Linked DNA regions of Homo sapiens: region 2 is linked to region 1. A link is an interaction called in ENCODE POLR2A ChIA-PET data of the cell type or tissue named here. Cell type or tissue: Panc1. All regions are shown on one strand.

Region 1 (8,000 bases):
CTTCTTAACTTGACAAGTCTAAAGTTAATCATCTATCCGCTCCGCCTTCGAACCCTAAGAACTTGAGAGCAAATTACTTCCCTTCTTATTTACATGCTGTTGTTGTTGAGCATTTTAGTTCTGTTCTTACTCTATGAGATGTTGTTATCTTACACAGTCAGGTTTTTTTAAGATTTACTTATGGAAACCAGTGCTCATCATTTTCTCTTGATGCTCACACCTCCTGTACTGGATCCCTTCTCTTGATTGAACTTATTTAAGAATTTCTGTTAGTGATAATGGTGCACCAGTGGCCAACTCCAGTTTGTGTCTGAAAATGTCACCTTTCACCTAATCCAAAGAAGGCTGGGTAAGGAACCAGTGTCCTGGAACAGTGAAGATCACCACATGGAGATTGAGGAGAAATGACAAGAAAGAAGGTTCCAAGGAGGTGGCGAGAATCGGACCCTTGGAGCCTCTGCGGCTTTCCTGCCTGCCCCTGCAGCTCAGTGCAGCATCCTGGCTAGCTGCGGCATGCCACTCACCTGGCCCTTTCCGTTGTTGCTAACACGTGACTGCCCTGTTACCCACCTGGATGTCATAGTTTGAATGCTGCTTTATCACCCACTGAGGTCACCCGACTGTCGAGTGGTGAGGAGAGGCAGAGCGCAGCCCCTGGCAGCTCAGAGCCTGCCCTTTTGTTCTGCGTGTCATCATACTGCTTCAGTAGTCTCCAGAAACTCATGCTCATTTAACAGTTGAGCCAGGCAAGGTGGCTCATACCTACAATCCCAGCACTTTGGGAGGCCGAAGTAGAGGATTACTTGAGCCCAGGAGTTTGAGACTAGCCTGGACAACAACATAGTGAGACCCTGTCTCTACAAAAACAATTTGAAAGTTAGCTGGGCATGGTGGTACGTGCCTGTGGTCCCAGCTATTCAGGAGGCTGAGGCGGGAGGATCACCTGAGTTTGGGACGCTGAGGCTGCAGTGAGCTGTGATTGTGCCATTGCAGTCCAGACTGAGTGACAGAGCAAGATCCTTTCTCAAAATAACCAGTTTAAATTGCTGGATATAACAGTGTTATGAGATAGGTGTTATTTCTGTGTGTGTTAAACCACGGCTCCATGTAGAGTTTCCATGTAGTGGATTAACTGGGACTAGTGCTCAAAGCCCATGCTTTGCCAGTGTTCTGTTTCCTGCAGAATCGGCCAGTCTCTGAACTGACCAAAAATCTAAAAAGCTCCATATCACAACAAAAATTAGTATTGATTAGTAATAAAGGTAAACTTAAGGGTAAGAGAATCAATTTCAATTAGGACTAGGTAGCCAGAAATACACAGTTGTGAGTTAAATGACCAAATTTTTGTTCAGGGTACGTATTATCACATTTGACTTACAGTGACTAAAACATAGTGAGGGTTCTGGCCACAGTTCATAACTGTGAAACTCCATCTTTCTCCAGGAGAAGTCATAGGACTGCGAGTGAACTCCGTGGAAGATCTCATATGTTTGCATATACATGTATATAAAATGTGTCAGGGTGTCACTATTTATAGCAGTAAACTAGAAAGCTGCAGCTTCTTGGTAGATTGGAATCTGTTAGATAACTAGATTAATAATATAACTTGAAAGTTAGAAAGTACTGAATCAACTTGGAGATACCACTTGCTTATTTTTTAATATGAGTATCTGTGACAATCTCCCATTTTTCCTTGATTCTGAGATACAAATTATACATTTTAAACTGCCTGAAATTAAGCATACATCTTACAATTGATGGGCTCTTAGATTTTATTAAAGATGGTAAATAAGGGAATGATTCTGAATTTCTTAATATTATTGCACACTTTGTTAGTGGTTGGTTTAGGATTTATATATACACCTTTCATTTCTCAGTCTACCATCAAATGATGTTAACCATTTCACATGTGGGATAAGCAGCTTATAACGTGTGCTTTCCTTTCTCCCTCCCAACCTTTGTTCTGTTTTATATTTGTTATTAACCCAATACATGTCGTATTATTTCTGCTTTGAACACTAACAGTAAATCTTTTAAAGAGGTATCTGTCATGAAGGGAAAGTATTCACTCACATAGTTATCATTTACAAGACTTTCATTGTTTTGCATCGGTAACAAATTTTTATCTGGTATCTTTTCTTTCCCCCTGCATGAAGGACTGCTTTAACATTTCTTGTAGTGCAGATGTGCTAGTGGCAAATTAGTTTAAGTTTTTATATCTGAAAATGTCTTTGTTTCATCTTTATTTTTGAAAGAGATTTTGCAGGGTGTAGAATTTTGTTATTTTGTTTGCTTGTTTTTTTATTGTTTATTTTTTAGAGATAGGTTCTTGCTATGTTGCCCAGGCCAGCCTCAACTCTTGGGCTCCAGATCCTCCTGCTACAGACTCCCCAGTGGCTGGGACTACAGGCACATAACCACTGTGCCTGGCTGTTTTTCTACCCCCATCATTTCAGGCAACAGGATAAATCCAGTCCCTGTTACTCCATTGTGGCTGGAAGCAGAAGGTCCACACTTAAGTACTTTAAATTCCTACAAACCTGAACCTAAAATATAGACCTCAACAACTGTGAGTCTCTGTGATTTTGCAGATCTAAGTTTGTGGAAGGCTAGTGCCTGAGAAAGGCAAGGATTTTGGCTGAATGATGTGAATTTGCTCCTGATTCTTATGTAAAGCTTCACTGGCAGCACCCTTTTACTAAAATGGAGGATTTCCTGCCTTCTTTCCACATTGTTTTTTCCTTGTGGAAACATTTATATTTGCTATCAAGAATTAGAGTAAGAATGTTGAAACCGTATGTGCTGCACAGACTCATTCTCTTTTAGAGCCTGATGCATTGTTAGAAATAAACCAGTGTGTCCAACCTCCTCCATCAGACGAGAACTGAGTCTGAAGGACCCTTTCCTAGCGTGTCTGGAATGTCAGGATTTTATAGGGAAGCTCGTGGTGGGTGCATTCAACCAGCTTTAGAGATTTCATGCCAGACCAGTGATTTCCAGTTAACCTGCCCTTTTTTTTTTTTTTAGCAGCTTTATTGAGGTTGGAGGGGAAGTTTTCATTGTATGCCTTTTTATATGTTTGTGTATGTGTAACCATATCCATATATTACTTTATCCATTCAAAAATAAACCGCTAGATTTCTTGGGAGGAAAAAACCACTTGACCTTTGTTTCTTCTTACCTAACAGAGTCCAAGTAACAAAACATACATGATGTCAATAAGTGAATCCAAGCCTTAGATAACTTTGATTGAAGGCTGGTTTGTTGCTGTGGAAAAGATCTGGATAATTAAGGACACCTTCTCTGAACATTGCTTATCTTCCCATTTTTAGTATGGCGGTCACATGTGTGAAATTGTCTGTGTATCAGCAGATTCTGTGACTGCAAAGTTATTTTGGATGCAGAGGGATACTGATAGAACGTCACTAAACAGCTGGTCTAACAGCTAGGTGTTGGTATTTGCTATACAATCTGGGTGTCCAAAGACACAATAGGACAGCAAGGTACTTAGAAGCTCCGCAGAGACTGGTTCAGAAATACTTTATCACATACTCCTATGCCTTTTATTTATTCCTTTTCATGTGTCAAGGATAATTCTGTTACTTCCTAGTAATGCTTTCCCCAAATATCCTGAGTGATATTGCTACAGATGTTACTAGCCACTTAATACCTGAAAGTTTTTTTTTTCCTTTTTTTTTTTTTTTTCTTAAGAGTGTCTCACTCTGTTACTCAGGTTGGAGTGCAGTAGCACAGTCATAGCTCGCTGCATCCTCAAACTCAAGGGCTCAAGCGATCCCCCCACTTCAGCCTCTTGAGTACCCGGGACTGTGGGCATGCGTGACATGTCTGGCTAATTTCTTTTCTGTTTTTTGTAGAGACAGAGTTTCTTTGTGTTGCCCAGGCTAGTCTCAAACTCCTGGCCTCAAGCAATCTTCTGGCTTTGGCTTCCCAAAGTACTGGGATTACAGGCTTGAGCCATTACACCTGGCCAAATACGTGAAACTTAAATTTTTTTTTAACATGAAAAATTCAAACTCTTAGACTGTAAAATGGATAATGGATCAAATAGATTTAATAATTGTTATAATTTTGCTCAATTCTTTTTTTTCCCTCTTTGAGGCAGAGTTCCACTCTTGTTGCCCAGGCTGGAGGGCAATGGCATGATCTTGGCTCACTGCAATCTCCCCCTCTTGGGTTCAAGCATTTCTCCTGCTTCACCCTCCCAGGTAGCTGGGATTTCAGGCACCCACCATTACATCTGGCTAATTTTTGTATTTTTAGTAGAGACGGGATTTCATCATATTGGCCAGGCTGGTCTGGAGCTGCTGACCTTAGGTGATCCGCCCACTTCGGCCTTCCAAAGTGCTGAGATTACAGGTGTGAGCCACTGTGCTCAGCCTCAATTCTTTTTTTGCTAAAGTATTTCGAAGTATAGACATAATAGCATTATATCCCTATATACTATGACATGAATCTCTAGAAAATAAAGACATTTCTCTACACAGCCACCATGTCTTTGTCCCACTGTACAAAATTTTCTTTTAGACGTGGAAATTCTGATTGCAGTACTGGTAAAGTAAACGGCTAGTGCTTATTCAACTCCTTAGGGCCTTAAGGGGGTAGGAAAAGATAGGTATTACTGAAAGATAAAAATCAAGGAAATCCTTTGATTCCGATTAAAAGGTATTTTAGGATCTTTAGAGTTAAATCATTCTGGTGTTTAGATTCACTTTGTACGTCTTCACTCTGTGTTAACAACCAACCCTGCTCATCTTTAGGGTAGGAGGAGAGAAACTGTAGATAGACTTTCTTAAAAAGGAAACAGAAATGTATGCCGATGCTTGAATTAAAGCTCTCCCCTTGCAGGCTCTTATTTTTCTATATCTGCACAGGAGAGCTCAGCAGAAGAAAATTCTTTTCGTAAATGTTGTTGACAGACTTGATTTGAATCTTCAGGTACATTTACTTTTTAGTAACAGGATAGTGTCAGTCAGCTGGTTACTATTAGATATACTTTTTGCCATATTGAAATAAGATGCGGCTGGGCGCGGTGGCTCACGCCTGTAATCCCAGCACTTTGAGAGGCTGAGGTGGGTGGATCACCTGAGGTCAGGAGTTTGAGACCAGCCTGGCCAACACGGTGAAACCCCGTCTCTACTAAAAACATAGAAAATTAGCTGGGCATGGTGGTGCGTGCCTATAATCCCAGCTACTTGTGAGGCTGGGGCAGGAGAATCACTTGAATGTGGGAGGTGAAGGTTGCAGTGAGCTGAGATTGTGCCATTGCACTCCAGCCTGGGCAACAAAAATGAAATTCCGTCTCAAAAAAAAAAAAAAAAAAAAGAAAAAAAGAAAAAAGATGCTCCCTCAGATGCGTAAGAGTAATAGTTTTGAAGATTTGAGAACTGCCTGCTTGCTTCTTTATTTTATTTGATCTCTCTGGGCATTCGATGTTGGTTTTCTGCCTGTTGAAATTCTTTATTGGCTTTCATTCTTTCCTACTTCTCACGTTATCTCTTGATCTCGATTTCTTTGTGTTTCTTCTCCTTCAACGCTAAGTGTGGTGCGCATTCATTCCACTCGTGCTCTTTAGCCGATCACAGTAAAATGTCAGGTGGAGCTAGGCTGAGCCAAGGAGAATAGAGCATAGACTTTATGGGCTTCTCAGAAGGAAGACTTCTCACTCTTGAGAGAGACATAGGACTAAGGAAGCATGTAGTTTCAGTTGCTGGGGGAAGCCTAGAGCGAGAAAGAGACAGACTTTAGGATGAAACTGACACATTGGAAGGCAGGATGAACAGACTGGGTTACCGATGACATCGTTGAGCTACCAGACCACCCAATAGCATGTTGCATGACTTTGGATCTCCTTGAGCTTATTCTACGTGGACTTTGATGAGCACCTTGGAGGTGTATATTCATGTCATTCATCAAATTTGGGACATTTCAGCCATTATTTCTTCAAATATTTTTTCTTTTTCTCCTGGGAAAGAATCATTAGACTTTCCCTGGCTTTGGTTTCCTCATTTATAAAACGAGGATAATAATGGCTGCTCTTAGTTATTTGGGGGGTTTAATGGAGATGACCTGTTAGTTGATCAGTAAATTGTAGTTCCTTCCTCATTCATTGCTTGACATAGAGGATTGCTTAAGAAAACAGCAGTGTGAATACAAAAAATTAGCCGGGCGTGATGGCAGGCACCTGTAATCCCAGCTACTTGGGAGGCTGAGGCAGGAGAATTGCTTGAACCTGGGAGGTGGAGGTTGCAGTGAGCCCAGATCGTGCCATTGTACTCCAGCCTGGGTGAGAGAGTGAGACGCCGTCTCAAAAAAATAAAAAAGAAAAAGAAAACCACAGTGTGGAATTTATCGACACTTAGATCTAATACAGGAAGCAGGAAATTAAAAATTTTATGTTAATTGTATTATTTGTATCTTTGTGAAGCATATTTTATTTTTTTCTGTTTGAGACAAAAGTTTACTAAGAAAGACCTGAAGAAAATAGTGTCTTTTTGCAAAATTTTTTTGCTTTGCCATGTTTACTTTATCATAAGCTGAACATTGTGTTCTTAATTTATATCGTAATGAAAACATTTAACTGATTAGGGATCACAGTACCTACAGTACCCTTGAAAATATTAATAAATTTGTTCTCTTTTTTTAGGCATAACCATTGCCATCCAAAAGTTATTTTCTGTGATGAACAGCTTTTTGGTTTCAGATGACCATTGGCTTATTTAGGAAGAAGATATGGCCTACTTTTTCTCTTTTCATTTGTCTCTTTCTTTTTTCTTTTTTTAAAATTATTTATTTATTTATTTTTTGAGATGGAGTTTTGCTCTTGTGGCTCAGGCTGGAGTGCAATGACGCGATCTCGGCTCACTGCAACTTCCACCTCCTGGGTTCAAGTGATTCTCCCGCCTCAGCCTCCCGAGTAGCTGGGACTATAGGCGCCCGCCACGGCACCCAGCTAATTTTTGTATTTTTAGTAGAGATGCGGTTTCACCATGTTAGCCAGGATGCTCTCGATCTCTTGACGTCATGATCCGCCTGCCTTGGCCTCCCAAAGTGCTGGGATTACAGGCGTGAGCCACGTGCCCGGCCTATTTACTTTTTTAATCTACACAATGGGCTTCTTTGATGTTATTGGTACATATCTTCTGTTGCAGTGCACAGAAATTTTTCTGATATACCTGGGAGTAAAATTGCTGGGTCATAGCAGATGCACTTCTTTGATATTAATAGACAAATTGTTTTCCAAAGTTCTCTCGATGACAGGTCACAGTCTGGTGAGATTGAAATGCATGTGTTGTTTTCAAGGTTTTTTTGTTTTTTGTTTTTGTTTATTTTTAAAGAGATGGGAGTCTCGCTCTGTCACCCAGGCTGGGATGCAGTGGCTGGTCACTGCAACCTGGAACCCCTGAGCTCAAGCGATCCTCCCACCTCAGCCTCCTGAGTACCTGGGACTACGGATGCGTGCCATCACGCCTGGCTTTTTCCCCAAGGTTTTATATTTTATCAGTTGTACACGTATTAAAGAGTCAACTGTAATGTTTGTAATGGGGGCAAGCATTGCCTTGCCTTGTCACTTTCTTGTCCCCAAGGTGTAACCACTTTTATCCCTTTTTGCTTTTTTGTGTCTGTTTCGGTATCTGTTTTGCATGTCAGAGGCTTACCTCCAGTTTGGGAAGGAAGAAGTAAAAAGTGTATTAGAAGCTCTGAGTGCAGCAGAAGGCCGTGTTGACTGTTTCTCTGTAGGGTGATGTGGGTGTACTGGTTGTTGGTGTCTGCCCCTCAGATCATTATCTTTAGAGCTGAAGCCTGTGGGATGCTTCAGAGAAGACGCTTGTCCCAGCCTCTGTCCAGGGTGGTGGGAGAGGAGTAAATGGCCCGTGGCCTGCAGTCGGGGAGCCCAGTGGAGAAGGCGGCTTGGTGATGAGTATGTTTGCTTTTATCTCTCACCCCTGTTTTTAGTAGGGTGCCCTTGCCCTCAAACGTGT
Region 2 (8,000 bases), 250 kb before region 1:
CCAGCTACTAGGGAGGCTGAGGCAGAAGAATCGCTTGAACCCAGGAGGCGGGGGTTGCAGTGAGCCGAGATCGCGCCCTACACTCCAGCCTGGCGACAGAGCGAGACTCCGTCTCAAAAAAAACAAAAAAAACAAAAACAAAAAAAGAGGCAGGAGAGGCTGGGTGCGGTGGCTCACGCCTGTAATCCCAGTACTTTGGGAAGCTGAGGTGGGCGGATCACTTGAGGTCAGGAGTTCGAGACCAGCCAAGGCCAACATGGCAAAACCCTGTCTCTACTAAAAATACAAAAATTAGCTGTGCATGGTGGCATATGCCTATAATCCCAGCTACTCAGAATGCTGAGGCAGGAGAATCGCTTGAACTCAGAAGGCTGAGGTTGCAGAACTCAGATCGCGCCATGGCATTCCCACCTAGGCCACAGAACAAGACTCCATCTCAAAAAAAAAAAAAAAGGAAATGAGGCAGGAGAATCAGGAATGAGGGTAATCAATGGTTAACAAGGGTTAAGGCATAAGCAAAAGATCAGCAGGTGCAGCCAGTTCTGGGCAAGATAAGGCAGCATAGAGGCCACATCTGCACTTCTGTGATAACAAGACAGAAGTTTCCACTTCAGCCATGAGTGTTAACCACATTCTTTCTGCTTAATGAAGACCCTAATTGAGGGGTCTCTTGAGCTGTGTGGTCTCTTGAACTTCGTGTCAATCAATCTGTGCTTTTTACGCCATTTGTTTGTCTTTTGTTGATTTGTTTTTTGTTGTTGTCGTTGTTGCTTTGTGGGGTTTTTGTTGCAATTTTTATTTATTTATTATTTTTGAGATGGAGTTTTGCTCTTGTTGCCCAGGCTGGAGTGCAGTGGTGTGATTTTGGGTCACTGCAACCTCCATCTCCCGGGTTCAAGCAATTCTCCTGCCTCAGCCTCCCGAGTAGCTGGGATTACAGGCATGTGCCACCACATCCAGCTAATTTTTAGGAGAGACGGGGTTTCGCCATGTTGGCCAGGCTGGTCTTGAACTCCTGACTTCAAGTGATCCTCCTGCCTCAGCCTCCCAAAGTGTTGGGATTACAGGCATGAGCCACCGTGCCTGGCCTAGTTTTTGTATTTTCAGTAGAGACAGGGTTTCGCCATGTTGGCCAGGCTGGTCTTGAACCCCTGACCTCAGGTGATCCACCCGCCTCGGCCTCCCCAAAGTGCTGAGATTATAGGGGTGAGTCACCGTGCCCGGCCTTGTGTTGCAATTCTCGGTTCAACGCGCAAGCCCCTGACCAACTCACAGCCAAGACTTTCCATCCAGTAACAGAAAACCTGCAGGAGGACTCTTCCTGGCAGAGGAAACACAGAATGTAGAACCCCTGGAGCAAAAATGACCCTGATGTCTTTTCAGAGGGGGAAAAGGCGGCAGGCAGTGGGGTGGGTGATAGAGGCAAATAGTAACCAGGGAGACAGATAAATGAGCCCTTACAAACTTTTGATGTGTGACTACCAGGGAAAGGCCTTTGCCAGGGGCTGGAGTGTAATTTTTTTTTTTTTTTTGAGACGGAGTCTTGCTCTGTTGCCAGGCTAGAGTGCAGGGCGCGATCTTGGCTCACTGCAACCTCCGCCTCCCAGGTTCAAGCGATTCCCCTGCCTCAGCCTCCGGAGTAGCTGGAATTACAGGCATGTGCCACCACATCCAGCTAATTTTTAGGAGAGACGGGGTTTCGCCATGTTGGCCAGGCTGGTCTTGAACTCCTGACTTCAGGTGATCCTCCTGCCTCAGCCTCCCAAAGTGTTGGGATTACAGGCATGAGCCACCGTGCCTGGCCTAGTTTTTGTATTTTCAGTAGAGACAGGGTTTCGCCGTGTTGGCCAGGCTGGTCTTGAACCCCTGACCTCAGGTGATCCACCCGCCTCGGCCTCCCCAAAGTGCTGAGATTACAGGCGTGAGTCACCGTGCCCGGCCTTGTGTTGCAATTCTCGGTTCAACACGCAAGCCCCTGACCAACTCACAGCCAAGACTTTCCATCCAGTAACAGAAAACCTGCAGGGGGGCTATTCCTGGCAGAGGAAACACAGAATGTAGAACCCCTGGAGCAAAAATGACCCTGATGTCTTTTCAGAGGGGGAAAAGGCGGCAGGCAGTGGGGTGGGTGATAGAGGCAAATAGTAACCAGGGAGACAGATAAATGAGCCCTTACAAACTTTTGATGTGTGACTACCAGGGAAAGGCCTTTGCCAGGGGCTGGAGTGTAATTTTTTTTTTTTTTTTGAGACGGAGTCTTGCTCTGTTGCCAGGCTAGAGTGCAGGGCGCGATCTTGGCTCACTGCAACCTCTGCCTCCCAGGTTCAAGCGATTCCCCTGCCTCAGCCTCCCAAGTAGCCAGGACTACAGGTGCGTGCCACCACACTTGGCTAACTTTTTTTTTAAATTTTAGTAGAGACGAGGTTTCACCATGTTGGCTAAGATGGTCTCGATCTCCTCCTGACCTCGTGATTCGCCCACCTTAGCCTCCCAAAGTGTTGGGATTACAGGCGTGAGGCACCGCGCCTGGCCTGCAATGTAATTTTATGCACAAAGTGCAGCCTTGCAAAGTCCCAGGCAGGGTGCAGGCTTTATCTGAAGGTTCACAAAGTCACCCTGGCTGCTGAAGAGGGCACAGCAGAATGAGAAAGCACAGTGGGGTGATGAGCCCAGGCAGGAGATGAAGGTGGCTCAGACCAGGGTGGGGCAGTGGGGGTACTGAAAAGCGCTCAGACTCCACCCCGCCAGCTGCAGGGTGGTTTCAGACCCTGAACTCGAGGGGTTCCTAACACGGGCTCCTTACAGCAAGGGGCACAGATGGAAGCAATGTTGTCCCATGCTTGCAAGTCTCACAGAACGGGATATGAGTCCCACACCTGCCATTGACAGCCTGGGTCTCTAGGCTAGCTAATTCCTCCAGGCCTGAAGCGTCCCTCCTTATAAAATGAAAATTTCGGTCAGGTGTAGTGGCTCACGCCTGTAATACCAGCACTTTGGGAGGCTGCGGCGGGAGGATGGTTTGAGGCCAGGAGTTCAAGACCGGCCTGGGCAACAGAGTGAGACTCCGGTCTCTACAAAAAATAGGAAAATTTATGGAGAAACCCCATCTCTACTAAAAATACAAAATTAGCTGGGCATGGTGACACATGCCTGTAATCCCAGCTACTCAGGAGGCTGAGGCAGGAGAATCGCTTGAACCCAGGAGATGGAGGTTGTGGTGAACCAAGATCGCGCCATTGCACTCCAGCCTGGGGCAACAAGAGCAAAACTATGTCTCTAAATAAATAAATAAATAAATAAATAAATAAATAAAAATAAATTAGCCGGGAGTGTGGCACGTGCCTTTGGTCTCAGCTACTCAGGAGGTTGAGGTGGGAGAGTCGCTGGAATCCAGGAATTCAAGGCGGCATTCAGGAGTTCAAGGCTGCAGTGAGTCATGATTGCGCCACTGCACTCCACCCTGAACGACAGAGCCATACGCTGCCTTAAACAAACAGACAAACAGGGCCGGGCGCAGTGGTTCACGCCTGTAATCCTAGCACTTTGAGAGGCCCAGGCGGGCGGATCACTTGAGGTCAGGGGTTCGAGACCAGCCTGGCCAACATGGTGAAACTTCGTCTCTACTAAAAATACAAAAATTAGCCGTGGTGGCGCGCTCCTGTAATCACAGCTACACCGGAGCCTGAGACAGGTGAATCGCTTGAGCCCGGGAGGCGGAGGATGCAGTGAGCCGAGATCACACCCACTGCACTCCAGCCTGGGAACAGAGCGAGACTCCGTCACCAAAAAAAAAAAAAAAAAAAAAAAAAAAAAAAAAAAAAAAAGGAAAAGGAAATATCACCAGAACGGATATCACTGCACTCTTCACGAAAAAGAAAAAGAAAATACCAGAACGGATTTCACCGACCGGCAGACCTGCAATCGACTCAGCCAGCGCCTTCCGGATCAGCGTTTCTGCGCAGGCGCAGACAGCTCCGGCGGAAGAGGCGGTGTAGGGCTCAGTGCGCTTGCGCCGATCTCGGCCTCAGCGTGAGCATGCGCAGGTCCCCGCCCTCGCTGCGTTTGCGCTTGAGCGCCGATAATTTGGTGGCGGCGTCCGGAGGGTGCTGGTTTGTTCTCGGTGAACGGCGCGCGGGGTCTCTCCTGAGTGCGAGCTACGGGACCTTCGCCATGCCGGGGATGGTACTCTTCGGCCGGCGCTGGGCCATCGCCAGCGACGACTTGGTCTTCCCAGGGTTCTTCGAGCTGGTCGTGCGAGTGCTGTGGTAAGGACGGCGGCTACGGGGGCGGTGGAGCCCACCGGAGAGGGAGCGGGGGGCGAGCTGTCCCTTGAGACGGTGACAGAAGTGGCTTCCCAAGCACTGTCGCGGTCCCAGCGCTGGCCACGCATCCTCTTATCGAGTTCTCACCACTGCCCGAAGAGGTGGGCAGTGGTGCTGTGTCCATTTGACGGATGACAAACCGAAGCCCCCAGAGTGTGTGGGCTGACCCCGGGGGACAAACAGGGGGTTTCGAAGTCCGCGCAGCAGGACGCGAGCACCCCTTTGTGTGCAGCGCCGAGACCTGGCCCTGGGGTGCCACGAGGGTGTTACCGCCGGCAAAAGCCTTGGCCTCGAGTTCTCCTTTCTTGAGGCGGGAGCAGCCACTTGTGCCCTTCCTTCCCTTTGTACGGGGCACTTGAATCTGCAACACGAAGGATAGGAAAAAATACCGAGCCGGTTGTGGCTGCATTTCGTGAGAAGCAGACAGGCTCAACATACAACGCTGTTGTCTTTCAAAGTGTGGAATCAGTGGGAAGTGGCATTGGTACCTGAAGTCTGTTCCCAGAGGATCTGTGCAGGGAATGAATCATTGTTATGCAAAAGTAGATTCTTGGCTGGGCGCCATGGCTCACGCCTGTTATCTCAGCACATTGAGAGGCTGAGACGGGAGGATTGCTTGAGGGCAGGAGTTTGAGACCAACCTGGGCAACATAGTGAGACCCCTTTTCTTTTTATTTTTTTGAGACAGGGTCTCACTCTGCTACCCAGGCGGGAGTGCAGTGGTGCGATCACCACTCACTGCAGCCTCAACCTCCTGGGCTCAAGCGATCTTCCCACTTCACTCTTCCAAGTAGCTGGGACCACAGACTCGTGCCACCACGCCCAGCTAACTTTTTCTATTTTTTGTAGAGATGGAGTCTCACCGTGTTGCCCAGGCTAGTGTCCAACTCTTGTGCTCAAGTGATCCTCCTGCCTTGGCCTCCCAAAGTGCTAGGATTACAGACGTGAGCCGCCGTGCCGGGCCTAGATCTTTTATTGTTGGCAATTATATTCCAGGCCAGGTGCAGTGATTCATGCCTGTAATCCCAGCACTTTGGGAGGCCAAGGCAGGAAGATCACTTGAAGCCAGGAGTTCAAGACCAGTCTGGGCAACATAGCAAGACCCTGTCTCTACAAAAAGAAAATTATATTCCAAAGTGAACCTTGCCTTGTTTTGGAAAATATTAACTCCTTTTATTTCTTTTTTTTTTTTTTTTTTTTTTTTTTTTTTTTTGAGACGGAGTCTCATATCGTTGCCCAGGCTGGAGTGCAGTGACACGATCTCGGCTCACTGCCACCTCCACGTCCCAGGTTCAAGCAATTCTCCTGTCTCAGCCTCTCGAGTAGCTGGGACTACAGGTGCGCACCACTACGCCCAGCTATTTTTTTTTTTTTTTTTGTATTTTTCGTAGAGACAGGGTTTCACCATGTTGATCAGGATGGTCTCGATCTCCTGACCTTGTGATCCGCCCACCTCACCCTCCCAAAGTGCTGTGATTACAGGTGTGAGCCACCGCGCCCTGTCCCCTTTTATTTCTTTGTATCATGTTCTACACAGCAGCTCCTTGGATTTCATTTCTGACCCTTCCCTTTTTTTTTTTTGCCAGGTGGATTGGCATTCTGACGTTGTATCTCATGCACAGAGGAAAGCTGGACTGTGCTGGTGGAGCCTTGCTCAGCAGTTACTTGATCGTCCTCATGATTCTCCTGGCAGTTGTCATATGTACTGTGTCAGCCATCATGTGTGTCAGCATGAGAGGTAAAAAGTAGCCTTTTCTATTTGATACCTATTTTTTTATAGCTTTATTGAGATATAATTCACATACCATACAATTCACTTCTGTAAACTTTCCAATTCAACAGTTTTTAATATAATCACAGAGTTGTGCAGCCATCACCATCATCAAGTTTATACCATTTTCTTCACTCCTGAAAGAAATCCTGTACCAGGCGGGACACAGTGGCTCACACCTGTAATCCCAGCACTTTGGGAAGCCGAGGTGGGTGGATCACTTGAGGCCAGGAGCATGAGACTAGCCTGGCCAACACAGTGGAACCCCATCTCTACGTCTCTACTAAAAATAGAGAAAATTATGTTGGTGCATGCTTGTAATCCCAGCTGCTAGGGAGCTGAGATCATGCCACCGTACTCCAGCCTGAGTGACAGAGTGGAGACTCTGTCACAAAACGGAAAGAAAGAGATCCCATACCCATTAGCAGTCACTCCTCATTTTCCCCAAACTCTCCCAACCCTAAGCATTCACTAATTTGCTTTCTGTCTGTGTACATTTGCCTATTGTGGACATCATATAAGTGGAATTTATTCACTGTGTGGCCTTTTGGTCTGGTTTCTTAAGCTTAGCATAATGTCTTCAAGATTCATCGATGTTTTAGCATGTATCAGTACTTCATTTTGATGGCTGAATAAGAGCATCGAATGAATGGACCACATTTTATTTATCCCTTTGCCATTTGGTAGGCATTTGGATTGTTTCCATTTTTCACCTATTACGAATAGTGCAGCTATGAACATTCGCATACAAGTGTTTATACAGACATGTTTTCATTTCTCTTGAGTGTGTACCTAGGAGTGAATTGCTGGATCATGTGTTAATGCTCTGTGAAACCTTTTGAGGAACTGCCAGACTTTTCCAAGCAGCTGTACCATTTTACATTCCCACCAGCAGTGTATAAGGGTTCTAATTGCCCAACGCTCTTATTATATGACTTGTTAATTATAGCCATCCTAGTGAATGTGAAGTGGTAGCTCATGATTTTGTTTTGTTGTGTTTTGTTTTGTTTTTTTGAGACGGAGTCACACTCTGTCACCCAGGCTGGAGTGCCATGGCGCAATCTCGGCTCACTGTAACCTCTGCCTCCCGGGTTCAAGTGATTCTCCTGCCTCAGCCTCCCGAATAGCTGGGGCCACAGGCCATTTGTTTTTTGTCTCATGGCTTTGAGGAACATTTCTTTGGTGACTAATGATGTTGAGCATCCTTTCATTTGCTTATTGCTCATTTGTGTATCATTTTTGCGGAAATGTCTGTTCAGATCTTTTGCCCAATTTTAGACTAGGCTATTGATCCTTTTATTTTTTATTTTTATTTTTTGAGATAGAGTCTCCCTCCGCTGCGCAGGCTGGAGTGCAGTGGCGTGCTCTCTGCTCACTGCAGCCTCCGTCTCCTGGGTTCAAGTGATTCTTGTGCCTCAGCCTCCCATGTAGCTGGGATTACAGGCACCCGCTACCACGCCTGGCTAATTTTTGTATTTTTAGTAGAGATGCGGTTTTACCATGTTGGTCAGGCTTGTCTCGATCTCCTGACCTCACGTGATCCACCCGCTTCGACCTCCCAAAGTGCTAGGATTACAAGTGTGAGTCACCGCGCCTGGTCCCTTTTATTTTTACATTGTGAGGGTTACAACTATTTTGTTGTTGTTAGAGACAGTGTCTTGCTCTGTTGCCCAGGCTAGAGGGCAGTGGCGCAATCATAGCTCACTGCAGCCTCAAATACCTGGGCTCAAGCAATCCTCTCTTCTCAACCCCCAAGTAGCTGGAAGTACAGGCACGTGCCACCATACCTGGCTAATTTTTTTTATTTTTATTTTTTGTAGAGACAGGGTCTTGCTATATAGCTTAGACTGATCTTGAACTCCTGGGCTCAGGTGATCCTCTCGTCTCGGTCTCCCAAAATGCTAGGA

The links. Peaks named below come from ENCODE experiments on the same cell type or tissue, not always from the same donor. Only the 100,000 strongest peaks of a DNase experiment are listed, where the experiment ranks them.
Region 2: POLR2A ChIA-PET joins it to region 1 with 13 read pairs; 3 of 35 experiments call an interaction of 5 or more read pairs at or near these places.

What each region holds. Positions count from the first base shown.
Region 1 is chr7:6,193,800-6,201,799 of GRCh38, reverse strand. All of the region lies in intron 1 of CYTH3 (cytohesin 3), which reads left to right. Among named protein-coding and RNA genes, the nearest start is that of CYTH3, 75 kb to the left of the region's middle. In Panc1, no CTCF peak of the experiment used is centred here; no DNase peak of the experiment used is centred here.
Region 2 is chr7:6,444,013-6,452,012 of GRCh38, reverse strand. DAGLB (diacylglycerol lipase beta) reads left to right here and starts at 4,059. Exons shown (of 15, transcript NM_139179.4): 1 at 4,059-4,265; 2 at 5,909-6,060. The coding sequence starts at 4,171. RefSeq lists an enhancer at 3,802-3,851. In Panc1, no CTCF peak of the experiment used is centred here; DNase peaks (open chromatin) are centred at 3,432, 3,992 and 4,802; H3K4me3 peaks cover 2,733 bases; H3K27ac peaks cover 2,736 bases.